Linked DNA regions of Mus musculus: region 1 is linked to region 2. Evidence: chromatin loops called from intact Hi-C (ENCODE). Cell type or tissue: left cerebral cortex. All regions are shown on one strand.

What was found. A loop is a pair of places that touch in the nucleus more often than their neighbours do. Peaks named below come from ENCODE experiments on the same cell type or tissue, not always from the same donor. Only the 100,000 strongest peaks of a DNase experiment are listed, where the experiment ranks them.
Region 1: a loop joins it to region 2, with 5 times the contacts of the local background. A loop is called at or near these places in 5 of 42 quality-filtered maps.

Annotation. Positions count from the first base shown.
Region 1 is chr1:42,776,338-42,784,337 of GRCm38, reverse strand. No RefSeq gene overlaps it. Among named protein-coding and RNA genes, the nearest start is that of Dalir, 30 kb to the right of the region's middle. In left cerebral cortex, a CTCF peak has its summit at 4,357; DNase peaks (open chromatin) are centred at 2,629, 3,830 and 4,386.
Region 2 is chr1:41,163,609-41,171,608 of GRCm38, reverse strand. It overlaps 4930448I06Rik (RIKEN cDNA 4930448I06 gene), which reads left to right. Exons shown (of 3, transcript NR_040475.1): 3 at 3,771-4,049. Among named protein-coding and RNA genes, the nearest start is that of 4930448I06Rik, 14 kb to the left of the region's middle. In left cerebral cortex, no CTCF peak of the experiment used is centred here; a DNase peak (open chromatin) is centred at 4,949.

The sequences.
Region 1 (8,000 bases), 1.6 Mb before region 2:
GTAAATCACTTGTAACAAACTACTATGGCTACAAGTTAGATGAATAAGACAGCTTGGATAATGGGGAGTTTTGGGATAATGGGAGTTTTGGGACAGTCAGTTCCTAAGGAAAGTACCCTGTTTCTGTACTGGTTCTGGGAAGGGTGTGGTGCTGCCTAGAAGGTCATGATAAGATTTTGTCTAAAGATTTTTATAACACTTGGTAGTGAAACAGCTTGCCGTCGCTGTTGTTGCTTTGTAGCTAGTATGGTTGTATTTGTTTGGTTTGGTTTTGAGACAAGGTCTCTATATAACTCAAGCTAGAATCAAATTCACAATCCTCCTGCCTCCTGCTGGGATTACAGGTGTCTCACCCAGCTCCTCCTGGCTCTTTTCATCAGCAAGCACCCTTGGGCCTTGTAATCAGAGTTGGATAACTAGGAGCTTTTCTCTAACTGGTCGTTTATCTAATAGCATTGCATTTATTTTAATGTCAGTCTTGATCATAGCGTTGTAGGGAAAGTGGAAGGCGGTACGAGGGAGTGTTCTATGCTGCTTCTCCATGAGCCCGATGGGATTTTAAGATAACAGGTGTGAGTGTAAATATATATGTAGGCCTAGATACACGGAGTGTGAAAATATCTCTTTTACAAAGAGTGCGGTAGGATTTAGGCTACAAAATTTCGATTCCACCTGGATGCTGTCTCGTTGCCCATCTCAAATGTCAAACCTACCCCGGGAAATATTCGAAGAAGGGGCTTTGAAAACTGCATTCCTGTGCTGAGCACCCTCCACTCCCTCCTGGAGCACTGTCTGGTCCTGTGGATCAGTTCTGATCTCCCATTGTGGTGTGTCTGCACCTGGCATTGTGGGGCAGAGCCTTGCTCCATCCCTTTTATGTTCCAATCATGCTGCATTCCGGCCACCCATTGAATCAGGTCTCTATTGCATTTCACACTTGGATTAACTCAATCATGCAAATTATGTCAAGCCCAAAAGAAATCAGGCTGTGGGCAAATAAGAAATGCTAATAAAAATAGAAAATACGGCTCACAGAGCCGATGCTCCTGTATGGAGCTGCTACCCGTGGTCTCCAGATTCACAGGCTCTGGCCCAGTGCAAAAGGGAGGGATAAACAGGGCTTAATTCTAATATAAGTAAAAAAAAAAAAATCACAATGTAAATTAGATTTCCAAATCTTGATGTATCTCTTAACAGAGAATAAACTGGTTTCAAGAAGATTAGCAGGGTAAGGATCAGACCTGGAACATTCCTTGAAACACTATGTCCGTCCCAAGACGAGATTTCTAGAGGCTTCTTTATAAGTTGACTCCTCCCACATATATGCCATAGTGTGTTGACCACTGACCCCGGTGCTCAGCTATGTGACCCACCCCCCCCCATTCAAAATGTGCTGCAGTAGGGAATTTCTATCACACTAACAGCCCTCCAGCGTCCAGTTAAAAGGAACTCTCACAGTTCCAAAAGCTCTCCTGACTGTCCTCAAGTGAGCTCTGTCTTGCTTTGGTGGCTTTTAACATGCATTTGTGTTATTATAGCAGTGTTTGATACTGGGTAACTTGTTTTAAAAAAAAAGAGACCTACTCAGTTTACACCTTTGAAGGGTGAAAGTCCACGATCAGGTGTTTCTATCTATTTGGCTGCTAGCAAATGCCCTGGCTTCGTTGGAATCTTGTAGAGAAAGGAAAAGGTACATGTGTGACCTTGCTTTATAGCAGCCTGCTTTCTAGAGAATTAACTCCCTCCTGGGATAACCAGTACTGCTTCACAGTGCTGCTGTGTCCTATCCTAACTGCCTCGCATTATAGGCTCCACTTGAGAGATTTATCATTGTGATTCTACAGTCCTACCCACCTAGCCCGCAGCACGTGGACCGTGGGGCATGCACTCTACACAAATGCAAGTCACTGCTGTCTTAAAAAAAAATCTGTTACTTTACCTAGGGCCGGATAAGCATCCGAGCTCCTTGCAGCCTGACACACAGGTTTGCCACTGGAGAAGCCAGGCTTCCCGACTAGCTCCTGCTAGCTCTGGCTTATACCCACCACCAAGGGTGCTCAGTGAACGTTTCCAGAAGAATTGATCGGAGTTTGGGTCTTATAGGAAGACAAGATAATCTGTGTTTCTGGCTTCTAGCTGAACTGTGCTCCATACTCGGGAGATGTGGTTTCAATTCTCTAGAGGTACAGAAAGAAAAATGACCCACCATGCGAGTTTCTAAACAAGAACCAGTTATGCACACAGAAATGCTGGGAGGCACAGCTCAGCTAATCTGCAGCCCTGAGGGTGAACCCAAATACGTAGCAGGTGCTTGGTTCCGTCTCCTGCTCCCTTCTGAGCTGTTGCCCCCTCAGCCTTAAGCTTCCTTTGGGGTTTTTGCCTACTTTAACTTTAAAGCCCCTGACTTAAGATATCTAGCCTACACCGAGAGTTTCCCATCAGCGCTAATGTGGGTGAGATTTATGCTTATTGAGTGCAGAGCCAAGATTTCAAACTTCTCTGTATCAGTCACAGCAGCCAGACCAGAATGGAGTCCAGAATTATGAGTTCAATCGCCATCCAACCAGTGAGCAGGCCTGGCAGGAGCCTTCTGCAGATGCCTTCCCTTCCCAGCGCTCTCCTGGCAGACAGCTTGGGAACACTGTGGGAGAAAGGCTGCAGTTTCCAGCAGACACTTCTCTCGTGGAAGATGGATGGCAACGTGGAATCATCCTAACAGCTATGGCAAGAGGAACTTCCTGTGTGCGTCTGACAGGACACACGCTGGGTTTATTCCATTTACACTCATCATTTCACCAAATCCTTATGTACCTCTATAAGGAGTGTGCTAAGGATCCTATACACTGTCACACAAAAGGAACGAAGGGCTGCTTTGGGAATCTCAGGAACATGAGTCGCACAACCCCTAAATGAGCCGGAAAACGTGCCTTTCCTCTGGCCCTAATATTAACTGTAACTATACCAGAAGCCAAAGCGAAGAGTTTGACATCTCGATTTCCTCACAAACAGTAATTGTTCTAAAGAAAGGGGCCAGGAGATGCTGTCTCTGTCTTCTGGGTTGCTGTAATCAGTCTGAGTTGAGGATGGTCTTTTCCCTATAATTGGGCAAGAAGCTAAGGAGTAAGTATTTGATAGAGGGCTATACTTGTCTGATTGACTTCAGGCACATCCAAACAGTCTACCAGGGTATCCCTCTAAGATATGTCTGCAAGAGCTGGAGAGCTGTATAAACGTTAAATCCTGGAAAAGTTATGCTAGCAGACTCTACCTCTCCTCAAGGGACACTATGTCAGATATCAACAATAAAATTATTAATGACGATCGCTTTTCACTTAAACCAAGTCACTTATACGGAATTGCACTTAGGTAGGTCTAAAAACAGGTTCAGAGTCTATCTCTCCTTGGAGGTGACTGGCGTGTCTTTTTCTCCATTCAAACTTAGAGAAAATGCCCAAGCTTAGAAGCAAACTTACTTCTCCAGGCTTATTGGAACTCAGAACACATCCCCTTGACAGACACAACAGGGATTAATGAGCCATGGCCAGAAGTTTGATTTTTCTGTCAAGTGCTCCCATCCGTTTTTAATAAACAGAAGAACAACAGCAACTTCACTGCCTGCTCCCCGTCGCATAAGTGGGGCTGCCTGCTCCTGGTAGCCTGAGTGGAGAGTGGCGTTCGGACGGTAAATGATGGACGAATGCGTTTATGAGCCCCTTCGGTCCGCTTCTCCTGTGGCTGGCTTTTCACCCAAGTTCCATTTCTCTGCCTCTATTCAATGTGGGCGGCCCAGAGCTTTGCCAAGGGAAATCGTCAAGTGCGATATCACATTTACAGCTAAACGGCTTCAATTTCGTGCCACTGGGGCACTATCTGTGGTGTAAAGCTGCCAAAATACCCACTGTTTTCCCGTTAAGCCACGCTGGGTGCTTTCACAGAAGCCCGCTTCCTGGGAGGACAAGAAGTTGAGCCAGAGTACAGCTACCCTGCAAACAGCAGATCATAGGAAGCAGGTAGGGCTGAAGAGCAACACCTAGCAACATGGCCCTCCTCCTCCAAGCTTGTGAGGCCTCATTTGATCTCAGTTAAACTGTTGCCAGTAGGTTTTACGCTGTTCACATTCACTGAAAAAAAAAATCTCATTGCTCACAAAAGTGATGTTTCTATTGTAGAAACAACAGAGTGGTATTTCTCTTTGCTCTTTATTTCTTCCTTCCTTCTTTCCTTCCTTCCTTCCTCTCATTCTTTTTCTCTTTTTATTTTTGGTCTTGCAAGACAAGCTGGGATTTTTTTCAGGGGAGACCTCTTTATTCCCTGAGAGCCTGGCTGAGAATCGCTGCCTTAAGCCATACTGACCACAGGATGTCCCCAGCGTTCCACGGAAATCCCATGGAAAGGGCATTTACCTGGTAATGCAAAAGTTGTTTCTTAAGGAAGAAAGGTCAGAGCATAGAGAGATGGTCACATCTTCCGTTTCATACCAAGCTGGCTTTGCAGAGGCTGCCTCAGCACCACTGTCGAACATCCCAGCATCTTGAGTTGAGGTTGTCCTTGAAGTAGAATGTGCCATCTACAAGCAAAGCCACTAAACCTAACAGCCCAGAGCTGATATTTAATCGCCCCTGAAGAGAAGTCACCCTGAGGCAGAGTTAATAACCAATACCAGACCTTTTTTTTCCTTCACTTTAATTTTCTTTAAAAGCTTCATGCTCAAGCAATGTGGTGACCAATATCTGATGAAATTATATGCTGTTCAAGATGTTCCTTGAGCTGACACCTTTATTAAATCCCCAAAGGAGCGTCTACAAGAACTTAACGGAGGAACATTGGAAAGGAGCATGAACATGAGTGTAAAGTTATTGTTGAGTTAAAATAAGATCTTTAAAACCTTAAACTAGATGTAGGATAATCAATCCATCCCTCTACCGCACAGTTTCAGGGGTGATATAATAACGCCACAAGAAGACTTCCAGGCTACCACAAACAAGACATTAAAGGGAAGATTCCAGAGGGAGGGGGCACATCTGTCAGCCCTTTTGGAGGCTGGGTATAGAACTCATAGAGCTTATGAAATATCCATGTTCTCCTATTTAAGAGGTAGATTACACCTTTCAGTGTGGGGTCTTCTCATCGAAAGACCAAGGTAGCTTGTCAGTTTCCTCCCTGGCTTGGACAAACCTCAATTTAAGCAGACCTCAACTAGTTTCTGTTATCAAAGCTTCCTGAGTTGAATGAACCCCCAAGTAGATTATGATAAAATTCCTTTGTGCTAACTTAGCCTAGAAGAGTCTGGTTCCACCAGGAGCCTGTTAGAGAACACGGAGGGTTGCCTTAGGGAAGATAAGCAAAGGGTCTAGGTGGTGTCTGCTTCCCTATTCATTCATTTATACACCCAGCTGTGCGAAGCTGAGTAACTGTCATTCCTAAATGCTAATGAAAAACCATGTTTTTCCTGACACAGAGGCATTCATGGTCTTCACTGCACCCACTCTGAGTCCCTAACTGCACCTGGGAAAGAGCCTTTAAGGAGGGTTTACACCTAGGTCAAGGTCACTGGTGTGGGGGTCACATCCACTATGACTGGTTTCCGTTAAGAAGAGGAGGTGGTGACATCACCATGCACAGAAAGGTGGGAATTTATAGCTAGGAAGTTGTGGGAGAAGGCATTGGACACAGGTAAGGCCTCAGGTGAGAGTAATCTTGAGAACACCCTGATCTTCTTCCAACCCCTCTCTGTATCCATGGCAATTCTAGAAAATTAATCTAGAGCAAGATGTCCAGTTTGGGCAAGCTAGCTGTGTAATTGTAATAACTAGCTGTGTAATAATACCTGTTGCAGGCTCTTGTGTTAAATGCAGTTCATGACTTAGTAATAATGGCTGCAGACAAAGTGAATGCAAGAATCCTACCCACCAAGAGCTTTACACATATACACTTGTTATATTGGAGGCAACCATTCTGGTTGAAATGTTCACTTTTATAAGATAAACTGGGGTAAAAACTCCACTCCTCCAGCCTGCTGCACCCATGCTCACTCCCAGAGCAAAGGATACTACCTTTAAAACCAACAGCAGGTAGGGGCTTAGAAAGGCAGGAGAGAGACAGAGTCCTTTCCTCCTTAATGTTCTGTTTTGTACAATAATTTTAGAGATGTGCATTGTGTTTTAACCATGTATGGGTGGATTTTAAACAGGGTGCACGTCTTCAAGCAAATAAACCAGCTACCCTGGAATGAAACTTGGTGCCCACTCTGTTAATTATAGGGTCACATCTTTTCTCTGTTTCAGGGCACTTGTGTGTCTCAAAATGTTTACCTTCCAAATTACCCAGTGTTTCCAATTCTCTATAGACTGCACCACGTGACCCACATGAGCAAGAACAGTCAGCCTTGCGAGAGAGGTCTGTGATGTGAGCACCAGCCTGGTTGGTGTCGGAGCCACAGTTTGCGGAGCTGCCCAGGGTACATGCACTGCTGGCTCATTTCGTTCATTGGCTCTTTCAGCGCTTTACTGTCTCCTGGGTGATTTGGAAGCTGTGTCTGAGAGTCTTCCTCCCACTAATTTACAATGGTCTTCTTAAAATGCCCCTATTGCTGCATCTGGCAGGTATACCTGGACAGAGCCAGGATGGAAGGCCTCCTTCCTACAGACTCTGATGCCTGAGATTTGGACCATGAGTGTGACTTGTCAGCCTTTGCTGTGTGTGCAGGACCCACCTGGAGCCAACATGGCTCAGTGCCCAGGGTCCTTACCACATGGCACATGGCTTCATAGAAATATCTGATATCTCTCTCTCTCTAAGATGATAGGTAATTATTCTAATCACAAAGGGATTTGTTACTCTAAAAAGGATCTGCTTCAAAATCTAGGCAGCTCACTGTGTGGTTGGGGACTGCGATGGTTTTATGGGGATTCTATTGCTATTCTTAAAAGCTCACAGATTTTTTTTTTTTAAAGGGAAAGGGAGCTGAGAAGATATCATGACTTATCAGGTAGGTTAAAACATTACTTTCTCCAAAGTAAGCCTTTGAGAGAGTCATGGCCGAAGAAGAAAGGGTAGACCTTCACTGCTCTGAACTTGAGCTTACTGCCCAGTGGACACACATCCAGAAAACTATCCAATTTTCACAGGTCAGAAAACCGAGTTCTGTAGAAGCTGGGTAACTTTTGTGAGACCAAGTTCCTCAATGACTAAACCCTCTGTGAGCTTAGAAGAAAAGGAGGAGGTAGAGGAGGAGGAAGAAAGGGAGGATGAGGAAGAAGAGGAGGAGGATATTTAAGGTATGAGCTTGAAATTGAAAAGTCAAAAAATAGCAACCACACAGCTCCTGACTCAAAAATAGAGAAATTGTGTAATAACTGAAAATGGAGTTTTAAAGTTCAGTTTGGCAGAGTTTTAAGGGGCCATTTAGGAGGAATCAAAAATCTTATTTTTTTTTTTAAAGAGACCAGCTTCCTCTCTAAGGTATCAACAACAATATGAGGTGAGGAAGGGAGTGGACAAATTGATAAATAAAGTAAACACAAAGAAAATTTATATAGTCTTGACAATTGTAAAGCATCCCTTTTAAGGGTAAGGCAAAACCCCATTATTGGTTGGTCACAACCATTTCCAGCTACGATCTCAAAGGATGCATATGAGCTCTCTATGTCCTGTCTTCTTTATAACAAGCAGAAAGTAAACACAGTTTGGTGTTTAAATAGCTTTCCTCTGGTTGTTGGTCACCTAGTCTTCCTTTAATTTAATAAATCTGTTGCAAGGGCTGGGGAGATGGCTCAGTGGTTAAGAGCATGTGTTGCTCTTGCAGAGAACCCAGGTTCAAATCTCATCACCTACGGGTGATTCGTAAACATTCCTAACTCCAATTCCAGGGGACCTGATACTCTCCTCTGAACTCCATGAAACTAGGCATGTATACGGTACATATACACACATACAGACAAAGCACTCAAGACATATAAAATAAATACATCTTTTAAAATTTGAAAATTAATTAGTCTGTT
Region 2 (8,000 bases):
CTTGGTGGTGCAAATTGGATGTTCTGGTTTTGTTTGATTTGATTTCTTGTTTTGAGTTAGTGTCTCGACATGTACATAGGGAAAACTAGAAGCCATCATCCCCTCCCCTGTCAGTCTCCCCCATTCTGGAGTCAACAGGAAACATTTGCCATCACACCCAGCATTTAACTTTCTTTTAATGACTAACTAAATCTATCAAGCTTTTGGATACTCCATGAAAATTATCGCTGAATCAACTCAACTTCCTTGTTAGACTAGCCATGAGAAGCAGGGGTAAATTGACCTTGCAGACTCTCATGGCACGTTCCACTCATCCTTCTCATTCAGGGATGCAGTGATAGAAGGCCTTTCATGCCCCTTTGTCCTCACCCCTGCTTAGTTTATCCTACAAGGACCACTGGCCTGTCACCCTGCACTTCACTCCCAGCCACTCCTCAGTCACCCAGCAGCTGGTCTGTGGAGATACTGGCTGACTGATGGATACTAAGGAAAGGAGCCTTCTCTCTAGCAGCTACATTTTCTCTTGACAAATGTTTATGTGGAATGATATTCTTTCATCACTATAATTTTCCCCATGTATCTAAGCCATTTCCTTGATTTCTGCTGTCCATCCACCTCTGGACAAGTTCAATTTCCTTGAATTTGTTATTTGCAAAGTACTCTCTCCAGTCCAAGGAAAGCCAGGATCCCAGGGCCTGACACATACCACAAGAAAGAACTGTGCATGTAGCTGTAGTTGGCTACTCTGCTTTGGCTTCTGGTGGGTCTCATGCCTACATCTGCCCAGGAGCTAATTGGATTCATGAATGAAACACACACACATACACACACACACACATGTCTTTCATTTTTGACATGCAATGACTAACTCTAAGGCTGGGCACTCCTAAACCTTCTGCTGCTGCCCCAGTCCCAATCTGTGAAGTGGTCAGTGGCCACTTATCCAAATTCTTACATGGCTGGTGGACTTTTATTTCTACAGCTCTTACACCCATTCCTTCTCCCCAGTCATGGCAATTCTCTGTCTTCCTTTCTCCCAGTTCCTTTTCTGTGCAAATCTAAAGGTTCTGCCCCTCTCTCTCCACCCTGCCATTGGCTCTTTATCAGTGGATCAAAAAACAATGGGACAAGGACCTTCAACATTTGGGCACGCAGATTCCAATTACTTCAAAGCATCAGGACCAACCCCCAACATTTTCTCTCATTCCCTTTTTCTTTTGTTCTCTTTGTATCTCATACTCACCTTTTTGTAATAATTCCCAATCATGTTCTCAAAAGGCAAAGTTATGCCCACATCTACCACTCTGAGGCATCTCCCCCTTGTGTATTACATGGTTGTGCCACTGAATAAAACCTTGAAGTTATGAATGGGATAACAGAGACTTGTACTTCTTTCCAAATGGTTGGGTTAAACTGGCTGTGCTGTTGAGTTGCATTATTACTAATGATGATAGTGATAATGTTCCCAGAAGTGGATCAATGCCTTGCTTGCATGTATCTGGAAGGTGGCTTTCTGAACAATGTCCTTTAGACAGAGAGAAAGAGACACCCAGCTGACCACCACGGAAGGCACCTGGGTAGTTGCTTCCCACTTACAGATTTTATTCAGGTGATGCCAGTGTATACCTTAATGTTCTTTCTCTTCTCTGATAATATTTACGGTCTCTAACATTCATTTATCACTTTCAAATGGTTCAATGACCACTTTTGATCCCTTTATGGCATTTTTATTTATTTCCTGTGTGTATGTGTGTGTTTGTGTGCATGTGTGCATGTATGTATCTATATGTTCATGCTTGAATGTGGATCAGGGGAAGTCAGAGGGTGATGCATGGGAGGCAGTTCAGTCCTTCCACCTTGTAAATTCTGGAACTGCACTCAGGTTCTCAAATTTGGTAGCAGGAGCCTTCACTGGCTGAGCAATGCCAGTGGTCCTCATTATGGATCTTTCATTGGGTCATGTCCCATACATTTTCTCCTACTGTTTCACTCTGGCTCTAACTTTCTCTTATGTGGTAGCTGCTCTCTCTTGTAACTTCCTATAGATGTCTTCATCCACTCAGATGACTTCCTTTGTACTCATGACTTGAACAGGGTCTTCACATTAGAAATTATTTACTAACGTTTGACTTTCTTCACCACAAAAAAAAAAAAAACCAAACAAACAAACAAAAAAAAACATTGCTATGATCTGGCCCTGTGACAAGTGCTTTTTGAATATTGAGTAACCCTCCCTGTGTTACTTAATTTGTTAAAAGCTATGGAAGAGGTGGTTTCCTCCATCACATACATGCCATAACTAAAGGTTGACCTGTTAAGTTTCTCAACATTATATAGCCACAGCATTTATAATTTGGAAATCTGAAGACCATCCAAAATCTACATCCAAAACTTAAAATTTAAACTCTAAAATCTAAAATCTAAAACCTCACCTTTCTTGAGTCCTGGATGGTTACACAAGTGGGAATTCTATATCTAGGTTCATGTACAGACCACAGGGTGTCTAAAAATACTACATAAAATGGCCTGGCTCCACATTACAGAACTTCATGAAGCTAATAAATCCCTTGATTAATGATGGTCTCGGTTTTAAGATGTACGTACAAGTGTTTTTACTATTTACATGTAAATACTCTAAAGTCTAGAATGAAAAACCAGTAATGAAACACTCCTGATCCAGGTATTTGAGACAGGGAGTTTTCATCGCCACTCACAAGTGACTTGGACCAAACTGAAGAGTGTAGCTCCTGACTGCTATGCTATCTGATTGATAAGGATAAAAGAAGCCTCCCGGGAGCATTCTCCCAGAAGAACCTAGCCTCTGCATTGTGGCTTTCCATCCCATGACCCTGCAAGGAATAGGAAAGACAAATTATGACTGACAGAACGAACCAGTGTCTCAAGGAGTCGGAACAATTCTCAATTCCTGGAGTTACAGGACAGTGTTTGTAGTACAGCTTGGTGTTTGAGGGACTGTGGGAAAAATGCAGGTGGCTCTCCTTTTATGATGTTTAATTCAGCAGGTGGAAGGGTTCTCAGTTCAAAATGCTGCTAAGGCCTTGCGCTCTGCAAAGCCGGCTGTGGAGGGAACTGAAATACCCATCCCTTCCCATGGCACACTGCTTCTTTTATTCATCAGCTGAGGCTGGCACTGCCCTGCTCGTGAACTTGTCCCTGTACTGACACCAAAGCTCTCTCGAGTGCCAGGGAAACACATCCAAGAGAATTAATTGCATTAAGCAATATTTTCCTTTGTCACATCATCTCCCACATGTCCATCCTCCAGTTTCTGTTGCATAGGCACTTTAAAAAGGCTTATGGAACTTGTTAAGCCACAAACATCCCAGTTCATTCCAGTTACATATTATGAACACGTTTTGTTTCAAATACATCTTGTATTGCTCATAGGCTGTGGGTAGGTATTTATTCCTTCCGCTTTCATTATATTCTGTTTCCTTCATCTGGGTGCCACTGTCATTTGATTGAACATACTGTGTTTTCTTGATGCCTGTTGCTTAATGAGAAGTGAATTGGTCCTTCAACAATTACCTACTAGAGAGACCAACCACAGTCAGAGATGTTCTGAAGACTTTTAAATGCTAGTAAAATTAAACCAATTGATAACTCGTTGTCTGTCGTTTGCCCTTAGGTTATTAAGTAATTGAAACTAAGTGAAATATGATTGTGCCATTTTTTGGTGATTGAGAGTATCATACACTAACTCCTCACCACTTTCCCATTGTTTCATCATGGCTTCCTTTGTTTTGTAGGCCTGGCTGGACCGTGCTGCCGGACAGGACAGAAGGCACTGGTTTGCTGGGAGTTGCCCTCTTCCCTTCATCAACAGACTTACTCCATCATGCAGCCATGTGAGGCTGGCGTGGCTTGCCTTTCACATTTCCTGCCTTCTCTGGTGATAGGGGATTTGTTGACATTTTTCTACAAACCCTGTTGCTATTATGAATCAGAAACAGATTTCAAGCTCCAGCACTCTCAGAGTTAAGCTGCATTGAAAAGGAGGGAAAAAAAAATAAATGGAAAAAACTTCGAGATTTAAAGTAAGAAGTGATTTGAAAGAATGAATCAGTGTGGTCTCCCCTTCCCCACTCCCTGAAACACAATCTTTTAAACGCATCACACAGCACAGTTACAACAGGAGACGGTATTCTTTCAGAAATGTCTAGAACCATGTTCCTTCGGTGCTTTCTGATGTACTAATTATGATACTAGCTAGTGAGTCTCTTGCTAGTGGTTGTCACCATCATTATCGTGCAGTTACTTATGCAGTAAAGAAATCCCTTGAACATAAGAAAACCTTAAAAATTCTTCTCATTTTTATGTTCTTAAGCTAAAGTGAACCCAGTTATTTAGAATTCCTTTGTCTGTGTCTGTAACTAGCTTCACAGGCCAGGAGGATGAAATGTTCTTTCTAGTAATACCTTCATTCATGGTCAGTTACACTCTTAATTGATGGTATTCTTCAATAAGAGAAAGATCTATCCGCAAGGGTCTTGTACAAACACATGCTGTGTAGGCACCACAGTCAATGCAGAGGCTAAGCAAAGCCCTTTAGTTTCATCCACCAGGACAGACATGGATAAACTGCATGAGTTTATGTCATGTGTGCTGCACACACACACACACACACACACACACACACACACACACACACACACACATTCCATCCATGCCCCTCCTGATTGGCTTAGCCTATTTCTGCTACTGAGTCCAAGGCTATTTTCAGACTTGTCCAAACGTTGAGTTTTTGTAATTACAGTTGGGTTTTCTTTTATCTTGCTCTACATGGAAAATAAAATTGTGATTTAGATAGTTGGGTCCCAGCGGTCCTGTCTGCACTCAGCAAATGGCTCCATGTCTCTCCCTGCATCACAATATGGGAGCCACTGAGCTTGGCGGCAGCTAATCCTCTGAGCCCGTTAATAAGCTTAGGAGCACGTTCATTGAAGGCTGACGCATTCGGCACAAACAGGGAGAAAATATCTACTGGGGGAAGCTGAATTGGTTTTAATCATCTGCTAATCACCAGTAATGAGACCTACTCTGGGGAAGAAAAGAAAAACAGATAGTCAGAGGGAGGTTTTGTTCTTCACAGCAGAGTAACACGGAATGAGAGGGCAGCTGTTATTAGAAGAGAAAGGATGGAAAGAAAGAAGGGATTTGGCCAGAGCAGATGAAGCATCCTCCGCCGGCACTCTGTTTTGTTATCTGAGTGTTTCTTTCATTCAGACTCTGAAACTTCAGATCTCACAGGCTCCCTGACAGCCCACCTCCAAGATATTGCTTCTGGAAGAAAGGAACTTCCTCCCCTGTCATCTTGCCTTCGACTCTGCTCTGTCAGCAGGCAAGCAGAGCACTTTACCAAGTATCTTCGCTTGAGGGGAGAAGAAAAGGGAATGGAGAAGAGAACTGTTGATTGAAACAAAAAGTAAAAGCAGTGGGCCAGGCAATACAGAAAGCTGGGGAACTGCCATTGTGGTCTCTTGTCATGAGAGGTGAGGCCTGACTGGGGGATCCAGAGACGGAATCAGTTGCAAAATGTTTGGTCCAAACCAAATCAGGCAGACAATCTATTCATGTCCTGAGCTTTGTGTTTTCAGAAACTTAGGCACACTGTGGACTTGACCACCATTTTGGATGTGGCCATTACACAGAATTTTTCTTCAGATTTCAAGCCATGAGATAGATAATATCACTGTGTTTATCAGGTAGACTAAGAGCACCCCTGTTCTACACAGCACCCATGACCTTCATGAGAAGAAAACAATACTTGATTTACAGTCATCTCTAGAACGATGCTTCTGTATCCAAGTGGGTGAACTAGTAACAGTAGCATTGGGGTTCACTGTTGACTTGTCTTTCTCCTAACCATCTGTGTGTGGCGCTAGATAAACTCCAAAGCATGGCAGCTGTAATCTGTACCCACACCCTATCTTCTGTTCAAGGGTCCATCACAGCTATCCATCACTGTCTTACCGAATCCTAGCATCCTTGTCTCTCCTGCTAGTTCTATCCACCTTTGGGCCAATGTTTTCCTCCAGTCTTGTGGTCTATATCTGCCTATATACCTTATCCTCTGACAACAGGCAGCCCCACTGTTTCCAGTATGAGCTGGCTTTCCCTCATAGTTGCTTAAAGTATTTTCCCTTCTTTGTGTATCCTCTCTTCACTGCTTTTAGTTGTATCTGTGTAATGTACAAAAGGAGTAGTCCTCTGGTCTAAAAGACTCCTCCATGACTTTGGGTTCTAATGGCAATCACTTTCAGGTATCCTGTATCACTAGTTATATTGACTAGTGTTAGTGGTCCAGTGCCAGCCAGGGTCAGTGACATTCTTCTTTGCACCTCTCCATTGTCTACCCCAGCCCTACCCAGAGTAAATTCTTTATGTATCAAAATAAATTAAATTTTAAGAAATTTCATGGTAGGTGTCAAGTTAAGATTTCAAAATTTTAAAGTTAGGGAAGACATTTGTAATCCTAACACTGGGGAAGCAGAGCTAAGAGGATCACCATAGTAAGTCCCAGGATAGTTAGAACACAGTGAGACATTGTCTCAAAAAATTCACAAATATATCCTTAAATAATGAAGGCTAATTATAAGGAACAGCACAAGCTTGAACACATTTTATTTTTACTTTTGTATCTTAATCATCTATACCCACCATGCCAACTGTAGGCAACATGTTGGGTTAAGGAACATCAGAGTAAACCCATGATATATAATTTTGAGAAAATAGAAATTCCAGAGCTGTTGACAAGCATATCCCAATCGTCTGAGTCACCATTCCATAAATTTCCTACATAGTCCATCACATGAGTACGCACATCCTCCTGAGGTACTGTGAGACACCATGCTCAAAGTGTGGGAGAGTTCTATTGAGGTACTATGAGACACCATGCTCAAGGGCTGGGAGTGGCCATCCTCATGGACAGAAGGGAAAACTTTCAAAGGGATAGATATTAGCAAGCCATCTGAGAAGTCCTGAATAAAAGAGATTCATTTTTGGCTGAAGGACATTGTGGTGGTTTGAATATGCTTGACCCACCAGAGAGTGGCACTATAAGGAGGTGTGATCTTGTTGGAAGAAGTACTTCACTTTAGCAATGAGACCCTCCTCCTAAGCACTTGAGAGCCAGTCTTCTCCTAGCAGCCTTCAGATGAAGATGTAGAACTCTCAGTTCTTCCTACACCATGCCTGCCTGGACTCTGCCATGCTCACACTTTGATGATAATGGACTGAACCTCTGAACCTGTAAACCAGTCCCAATTAAATGTTGTCCTTATAAGAGTTGCCTTGGTCTTGGTGTCTGTTCACAGCAATAAAACCCTAACTAAGACAGAGCTTTTGGAGAAATGGCTGGAAGAGACATACAATCATAAACCTCTATTGGGAGATAAAGGAAGCATTTTCTGAGTGGGAAAACTGAGATTGTCAAATACATGGAAGACAACACCATGATAGCTGGGGAAACATCACAGACTAGTGTGTTTCTTCTAGCCAGATAGTCTGGTTGGGGAAAAAGTATCTCAGGTTATAATCAAAAGAAAAGAAGTGTACATTGGACGTAATTCTGAGTTTGAAGTCTCAGCCTTGCTGTTGAGCAAACATGGTGAGATAATATTTAAAAACAAAATATGCCTTCCATTTAGACTGTCCCACATTAATAACTCTGGGCTTTAAGAAATAGAAGCCCATTTGGCATGACTACTTCATGGAGCAAGCCATGTGTGGAAGCTGCAATATTAAAAAGGTGGGCATATCTCTGATGCAGAGCAAGTTCTACGTGTTTGGGCAGTAGTTTCTGTCCACAGCACCATTAGTTTCCAATACTGAGGGCAGTAAAGAAGGATATTTGCTAAGTCATAGTAGGTAGAACTTGGCATCCTGTATCTGTATATAACTGTTCAGAGGGTTTAAATGCCTTTTGTCTCAGAACTAAAACAATAGGGAAAAAATGAGGCTCTATTCATAGCCAGAGA